Regions from separate parts of the Homo sapiens genome. Here region 1 is linked to region 2. A link is a loop called in an ENCODE intact Hi-C map of the cell type or tissue named here. Cell type or tissue: sigmoid colon. All regions are shown on one strand. Links, peaks and the distances in the headings refer to the core of each region. The heading gives the core; the rest is flanking DNA. Region 1 overlaps NPAS3 (neuronal PAS domain protein 3). Region 2 overlaps AKAP6 (A-kinase anchoring protein 6).

The links. Peaks named below come from ENCODE experiments on the same cell type or tissue, not always from the same donor. Only the 100,000 strongest peaks of a DNase experiment are listed, where the experiment ranks them.
Region 1: a loop joins it to region 2, with 2.8 times the contacts of the local background. A loop is called at or near these places in 1 of 110 quality-filtered maps.

The regions. Positions count from the first base shown.
Region 1 is chr14:33,457,999-33,462,402 of GRCh38, forward strand. All of the region lies in intron 4 of NPAS3 (neuronal PAS domain protein 3), which reads left to right. Among named protein-coding and RNA genes, the nearest start is that of SNORA89, 250 kb to the right of the region's middle. In sigmoid colon, for the core only: no CTCF peak of the experiment used is centred there; a DNase peak (open chromatin) is centred at 2,313.
Region 2 is chr14:32,700,850-32,705,253 of GRCh38, forward strand. All of the region lies in intron 9 of AKAP6 (A-kinase anchoring protein 6), which reads left to right. Among named protein-coding and RNA genes, the nearest start is that of NPAS3, 240 kb to the right of the region's middle. In sigmoid colon, for the core only: no CTCF peak of the experiment used is centred there; a DNase peak (open chromatin) is centred at 1,892; H3K4me3 peaks cover 996 bases; H3K27ac peaks cover 515 bases.

The sequences.
Region 1 (4,404 bases), core at 157-4,156, 760 kb after region 2:
TGTGTTTTTACATCTGGCATATGACTGACAATACTTTCAAGGACATAGCTGTTGTGGAAGTTAAGTAACTAATCCAAGAAGATTGAATATTGTAGCAAGACCACCCTGGCCTGCCCGGTTGTCCAAATTACTTCAGTTTGCTCAAGAAAAGAGCATTTGCTCAAGAAAAGTTCCTCTTTTAAATTCAAAGTATTCTTTTGTTTTTTAAAACTTCAGTGGCTTAGAATTAAATTAATTGCCTAATGTAGACTTGAATACATAGAAATATTTAGAAAGAAATTCCAAAAACATTTAAGGAAAAATAATCAGTTTTTCTTTCATGTCACAATCTAGGCTGTTTTTGGTATTTTGAATCACTTTAAATTTTCTCTGTTTTGATAGTGATTAGTAAATTGGCACAGATTTATTTTTTGGATATATGCCTGATGTTCAGAACTTCTTTTAAGTCACATGGGGCGAAAAAAGAAATACCATGAAGTTCTGTGAGCAAAGTTTTATGAATAAAGGTTAATTTTACTAAATCCAGCAAAAATTATTTTCATTAGAGTTAAATTCTTGAAGAAGGAAACATAACATTAGCATGTTAATTGTCATATCTGAAACAGAAATTTAACATCTTTGAAATGAGATTTCACTTTAAAAAGCAGTTGCAGTTGTGCTGTCTATCGTTCTTCAGTGCAAAATTTAAACTGTATGCTTTGTGTTATATGAAAAAGTCTTCTACTAGTCATTGTGGCCAATTCAATAATAATCAGTAATTAAGTAACCAAAAGAAAAAGGATACTAGGCAGTTTGATTAAATTTGATTAAATTATTACATACGAGAGTTTTGTTACAGGAAAGGGGTCCCGATCCAGACCCCAAGAGAGGGTTCTTGGATCTCGCACAAGAAATAATTCAGGGCAAGTCCATAGAGTAAAGTGAAAGCATGTTTATGAAGAAAGTAAAGGAATAAAAGAAGGGCTACTCCATAGAGCAGCCCCAAAGGCTGCTGGTTGCCCATTTTTATGGTTGTTTCTTGATGATATGCTAAACAAGGGGTGGATTATTCATGCCTTCCCTTTTTAGACCATATAGGGTAACTTCCTGACGTTGCCATGGCATTTGTAACCTGTCATGACACTGATGGGAGTGTAGCAGTGAGGACGACCAGAGGTCACTCTTGTTGCCATTTTGGTTTTGGTGGGTTTTGGCCGGCTTCTTCACTGACCTGTATCTTGTGCCGACCTCCCATCTCATCCTGTGACTTTGAACGCATGACCATCTGGGAATGCAGCTCAGTAGATCTCAGCCTTATTTTACCCAGCTACTATTCGAGATGGAATTGCTCTGGTTCACATGCCTCTGACACTTTCATATGTAACAATGGGATAAGAAAACTATAAAATATTATACAAATGTAAGGTGTTGTTATTGATTCACTTAACCAGTGAGAAAGTCTGCACATTTAGTTGATTGAGTACATAATCCTGGAAATCTGCAGTAGAAATCATGGACAGTATTACTACATGAGCACTTAAAATCAGTGTCATCTCAAAGTCATTTGGTCAGGCAATCTGAGGTGAGTCAGTTTATCTCTCTGATTTATCTGTAGAAGAGGAATATTAATTTTATCTCATGGTGTTGCTAGTAAGATCAAAGGAGTGTTGGTAAAAATGATATACAAAAGTTGATTCTTTTATATCTTGTAAACTCTACCTGCCTCTCTTATAGCAGCATATCGTATTTTGAAGGCAAACATTGTACAAATCTCCCTTAAATATCACTGATTGCATAATCTGCTCCCTGGCTGAGTCAGAATCCTTATTTTTTCATTGGGTGCCCAAGAACCCTCTTTCCTTTACATATAATTATCTGTTATAATAATCCGTTCTCTTCTCTTTCTGTCATCCTTGCTAGACTATAGGCTCTTTTAACAGTAGAGATTATTTCTGCCTAGTGCCCAGCATGGTGCTTGGCACACAGTAGTTATTCAATAATTATATGCTGAATGAGTGAATGAATGCATAGAAAATTACACAGAAGGTGACTGCTAGATCCTTCTTGCAGAGATTTTGTAGTAGCATCAAAGATGTGGCCTTCCACAAAAGGACTACAAGGACTATTACAAGAGTACTCGTACACATACAGCTCTCTTATGGGCATACTGTTTTTTATTTTCTTGTCAGTAACATTGGCAATGAAAAAAAGATTGTTTTATAATTGCCCTCAGGACTCCAAGTCTAAACAGTCCCTTCTTACTATTATGTTGGAGTACAACCTGGAGATCTCTGGATTTTAACCCTCACTTCCCTCTGGGCAGGGTGCCTTGAATATTGCACAGCCGTGAGGCAATCCTTAGTTCACTGTTTGAAGTAGGCTGGCTACCAACATTAAAAGAAGTACTATAACTCCAAGTTTCTGTCTCTGTTTTATTTTGCACTATATTTTCTAAATATGGTAACTAGGCAACTCCATGTTATACAAGTAAATGCTTTTGCACTTGTGGAATGCAGTTATGTCCCTGAAGCTGTGACTCTTCCCAAAAATATATGTATCAACCCTTTCTGAATTCTAAACTTTCCTACAACGTCCTAAATCTTTATAAGCTCATGATGATTTTATTGAATAATCACGTATATTTTCGGCGTACCCTACTGCCTCCTACCCTCCTACTTTCCACCCTCTTTTGCAAATTGATTCTTCTACTTTAGCAATTCCTTTTACTGTTGTTGTGGTTGTCGTCGTTTTGTTTTTTTACCTACTGGATTTGCTATTCAGATACTTAAAGAATATTTAAAAATCAGCAAGGAAAGCACACAAACCAACTAACAAAACTAGATTTACAGAAAAACCAGAGAGTGGGTCCAGGAAGTTGAGACACTCAAAATCAGTCTGGTGTTGTGATGCCATGGGAGAGGAGGAGGGTAACATTATTGGCCTACAACTTTTTTAAAAACAATCTTCTGTGAGTTTTGTTAATTACATCATTCCCTGTTTCTTGACAACAAGGACATTTTTGAACTGCTCACCATATCAACGATTCTACAAGGGTAACTTATTAGTATTATTGGGAATAAAACTGGTGCGGACGATACTAATAATTAAGTACGTTCAAAGCCTGACTCCTGCCATTTATTTATTTACTTAGGGCCTGCGAGGCTTTATTTAAAATAACAATTTTTGTTTAATAGTAGAATCATGGAATAATCTCAAGTTGTCTTATGATCTTTTCCCTTGCCTTTAGGAATTCAGTGCTGAGCTAGCCAAAAGACAGGAATGTCTGTTTTATTTTGAATGCTTTTCAGGGTCTGGGAGATTCAACTGAGAAGGCTATTTTGATGTTGCATAAAATGATTCCTGTCAAAATCATTTCTGTAACTGTTCTGCCTATTTCAATAAGATAGTTTTATCCTGGTGTTTTTAAAAAATCTTTTCATTCATGGCATTCTACAGGCTTGTTATTGTCAGATAATAATAGCTAACACCTAGATAGACAGTATGGGTCAAACATCTTAAATATGTTCACGAAAGGTTTTTATAAAAGATGTTATGAGTTCCGACGGGAAAATCACACCCTGATGGGCATGAGGGAAGATTTCATGAAGGAGGTGACATTTGGTTAGGATTTGTATTCCCTACGTGACTGTTAGCCTTAAGCAGAACCACTGCCATGTTTGCGGTAACTGACAAAAGCAGGTTCCAGTTTGAAATCTGACCTTGCACTTAGTATCCAATGATAAGGTTATGGATATAGGATAGATAATACTTCTTAAGCAACCCCGAAGAGGAAGCATAGCTTAGTGCAGGCTTAAACTAGAGCCCCTGATTCAAATCCCTGCTCTACCATTTCCTCTGGGGGCAGATGAATTGGCCTGCCTGACACTCAGTTTCATCACTTGTGAAATGGGAATGGTAATAGTTTCAAATTCATGAGGTAATAGAGACAATAGAGATTTCAGTAGAAGTCAAGGGTTGTGAATGTGTCCTTATATTTTCTAAGGGAAAGGCTGCTTGTGAGGAAGTTCTTCCTGCCTTTCAGCCACAGATAATGGCAACTCCTACTTGGTTTATTATTTATCTCTGTACTCTCCATGACTGAGCATTAGATGAAGTGGAAACCATCATTACAGGAAGTTAGTCCACAAGAGGATGTGTTGTTGGTAAAGTGTGAGGGACTGCAGAAACCTGGGCTCTCATTCCTCGCCTGTTTCCAGCTAGCTTATCTGGGCAACATTAGGCAAGTCGAACAACCTTTCTGGACGCAGTTCCTTCCCTATAGCCTGAAGGCACGAGACCAGCTAATCCCCCCAGCACTATGATAGTCATTATTGCTGCTGGCAAACCTCTGGTTCTCGTCTCCTTCTGGGCACAAGGATAATTGAACTCTCTGCCCCTTTGAGGTCGGGTGGGACCATGTAACTA
Region 2 (4,404 bases), core at 179-4,178:
TAGCAGGGATATACATTTCTCAGAACATACCCCGTTGTTAAGCAACATGATTTGTACATGATTTATAAAGGGTTAAAAATAACTCTTCCAGCTTAAAAATACTACTAAATAAGTATCCAATTCAACTGAGATCTTTGTACTTTCAGAGAATTTATACTAAAGATTTTGTACTTAATTTTGTAGGTTAGTTACTCATATGGCTTCATTCATATAAGTCCAAACATGTCCTCTGTGTAAAAGGAAAAGGACCATTCATTTATATAATACAATGGCTACTAAACAGATCAATTACATTTTTACCCTGCTATGAATTTGGGGTTATTTATAAGAATCAACATGAAAATAATATAAATATTTTAAAAACATAAATACAAATCAGACTGGAGAAAATATACATAGACTAGAAGTTGCATCTGTAAGAAGAGTTAATATGCCTGTATATAAACTGCAAAGCCCTACACAGTTACTAAAACATGATCCCAATGTTATATTTTGAGTTTCCTGGTAGTGAAAGCAAAGAGGGAAATGTGTCCAGTTGCAAAATGTATACTTTCTATAAGAAAAAGAGATAATACTTCCTTTGAAGAAATTTTGTTTTGATACTTAGATGTGAAAACATTTTCTTTTAGGATTTTTTTAAAATACAAGGGCTTAGAATGGTATGGTAAATAAATTTCTAACCATAATAATTATTAAATATAAATACGTGTGGAATAGAATTAGAAATTCTGAGGAATAGGAAATATAGAGTACAAGAAGAAGTATGGAACATAGTTGACTTGCTATTTTATAACTATTGATATCAAAATGATGTCATAGATATGAACTAATCTCAGAAAACAGATTAATCACACTATTCCTGTATTTCATAAATTCACACATTTCAGCTTTCTGGAATAGCTCTCTTTTATTTTGTTCTGGACCAAATTGATCTAACTAATTTCCGATGTGATTTGATATTCTTATGACTAAACTTGAGCCCCTAAAAGTGTAATGTTAGGTTGGTTCATGGTCCAGGTCACAGTAGCTAAACTTGAAATAGAAGACAATTCATTAACTTTTTAAAAAAAAATTCACATGGTGGTGTACAGAATAGAAGGACGAGTCAAAAAATTAAATTCTGTTAATTAGGCCTTATATTGGAATTTCAGTGTTGAATGTTACATCTCTACCCTGATGTTCAAAATGAAACAAATTACAGTTATTGAAGCAGTCAAGGTAAAAATGTTCTAGATATATCAGGCACAAGAATTTAATGGTAATTTTTTACCTCTTTTCCTGGTAGATTAATTGTATAGCTTAATAGTATGTTAGATTAAAACTCCATTAAGATAAGAAGAATATGCTTAAATTCATTATAATATTTCAAATAACATTATCTAGTCATTTAAAAAGTGATCAGAATGGAAAGATCTAGACTGTCTCCACTGCTTATCTAGAAATGAATTTGTTGTTTCATTTTTATTAAAGTTTGAAAAGTCCTTAGATTAACTGTCATATTAATTTGAGCTTTGATGAATCAGTGTTTGCTATGAATACTTGAATATATTTTTTTTCCTTTTTTTTTTCTTTTTTTGAGAGAGGGCAAAACTTATCCTGAAAATGTTTAGGGGAAGAAAAAGTAGATGAATGTGGTTTCTCAACAATGTTTGAAACACTGTTCATGCTGGAGCCTGTAATTCCTATTTGAATCACTTCTTTAAAAAGAAAAAAAAAAAGATGTTAAGAGAATAGGATGCCAAGAAATAGTTGGCTGTGTGTGTGGAGGGGCAAGGAAGGGAAGCCCCGCCAGCAGTTTTTGTCTCTAGCGGGTGAGCTACTGTCCGGAAGGTGCGTTGGCTCTCTGGGCTGGCCTCTGAGGCATTGTGCTGCTCCCTCTCTCCCTGGCCTGGCTGGCTCTGGCCTAGAGTGGATCAAACGAGCCGTGGGGAAAGTTCCCCTCATTTGCATCACTTCTAGACAGCCCTGTCGTACTCTTTGCTGACAGGAAATCACTGTCTTTGTCACCTTTTCTCAGGGCCCTCCTTTTGGCAGAGATGGGCCATGTGACCACGCTTAATCACAACAGGGCTGGCTCAGGACTCAATGACATGTTTTCCTCAGCACTTCAATAAATGGGGTACAGGAGTCAGTAGGAAATGAGTACATTAATTTTAGAGTGAAAAGATAATTAACACTTGAAGGACTAATGCTACAACCTATGGAATTATTATTCAAATTGAAGTTAATTTATCAAAAACTTGTGAAAACTATCTGCCCTAATGCAACTGTTTAAAAAAATAAAACTTGAATAGTAAGAGTTGGGCATGTTGGAGGCAGAGTGGGAAGAAGGCGGGGAGAGGGGGGCTTGGATGGAGAGTGGAGAGTGAGGGGAGAGAAAGGGAGAGAGGGAAATCATAGCAGGCATTAGCTATGTTTGAAAAAGCAACTTAAATGGGCTAAAACTTCAACATTTGGGACTGAAGGCTGGAGCACGTAAAACGCTTACTTAGATGATATGAATAGGACACTGGCAAACAAAAGCAGCAGTGTGCTCCTAGAAAACTGTGCTTAAAGGAGTTTCCTTGGCAACAGAAATGCAGTTCCAAAAGTAGACAGAACTTTCCTCAGAAAACATACTATTAATAACAACCTTCCGGAACAACTTGGAACAATTTGACGACTTGGCAATAATAATGCCAAGTGTTCTGCAAATTAATCTAACACATAACAGTTATGTTTCTCTTGCCTGTAATTCTGCTGGACCCTACCTAGAACTCATGCTTTTAGCAGCACAAATGTGAAAAATATTTCTAAATGCTGTCACGGAAAAAGAAAACCAAAAGAAATGCTAGTGGCCAACAGTGGCCAATGATTGTATTCAGCCTTTTGGAATCTACTAAGAACTCTGAGTTCAATGAGATAAGTTTATTCCAATAAATGCTCCTATATTTACTATCTCATTTCAGTAAAGAGGCTTCCACAGACAAAACTTGGTAAAGGGTTAACAGTCTGAGACTTGCTGTGATGTGAAGCACATCTGAGGCCGTTGGTTATGTAAATGTAATGCTCACTAAATATGTGCTGAGTGTTATTTTTTAAAGTATCATCATTTCTTGTTAGCCTAGAGAATAAACTAATCTTGGATGTACTTGGCCAACGGGAATCATTTGAATTCTCCTGAAGGCTATCCGTTTGCCAGCCAAGAGAGGTAGAGTATTCCCCTCCTCTGACCTTTCTTGAATCCTTGGATCTAAAGGTTAAAAGTAATCAATATCTCATTGTGCTGCTTGGTTTCAGGGTAATAAGTAATAACCATCATGTTAAAATCCAAATGATTACAGATAGCACTTAAATTAGTTGACCTGTTTGGGAGATTTTATTACTTCCAATCAGGATAATAATTAGAGTTTGCTAATAAAATTTTGGATTAAGTTGCAAAAAATTTCAGCCTTTAATTTTTTGAAAAATGACTTTTACTTAATTAGATGGGAATGCGTAGTATTCCCTCTTTTGTTAAGCTGATAGCTTTTGCTTTAGCCCCAGATATTTGTAGATTTCTTTCTAGTTTCTAGAAAAGAAAGTAGAGGAACATTTAAATTTCTGATAAGAAAAGGTTTTTGGATCACTGCCATCTTTGGCTCCTGAACTACTCAAAACTATGTATATGTTTCAGGTTAGTGACTTCATAGCAGTGACCCTCACCTACTTTTTAGTATGTCCTGTTTTTAAATTACTTATCTTTAGTGGTTATATTCATATTGGGGCTAATCTGGTTTGAGGCTGGCAAAAAATTATATGATGTATGATTAAACTTTACAGACAGCTATGGTATGAATGGGGTTATTTATTTTGTTTAAAAAAAGAGTATCAAAATTTAAAGATGAAAACCAAATATTATCATTGACAAAGAGGTATTAATATAAAAAAGATAAATGATAGGCTTAATGTTCCATGTAATTACATCAGGAAGGCATTGGTTATCATAATTATAACCACAAGGAAATGTATAAGGTACATATGCTATTTGGTCTAAATAATTTGTCTTTTATCATCGTTCTAGTTTTTATAGTTTATTAGAACTTCTTGAATGTATTCCTAAAGCAGGAATGTGGGGCTAAAAGGTACCTAGGTAACGTTTCAGTTATTTCAAAAGAAGTCCTGGTACCTGTTCAGAATAGATGGTAAGGCGCAAGGGAAAAGTTTTCCCATAGTGCTTTCACATTAAACTCATTAACTTCCTTTATGTCCGTATCTCATAACATTGTCTAACTTTGGAAAGAAGCACATTTGTGGTTGTCCTAGGGATATCAATTTGGAGTATTAGGGAATTCTCCAACCCAGCTAGCTGCATTACCAACTGACCATACTGCCTTTAATCCCATTCTTAAGATTCATTTCTTTGGGGTAAAGAAGAATGCACTC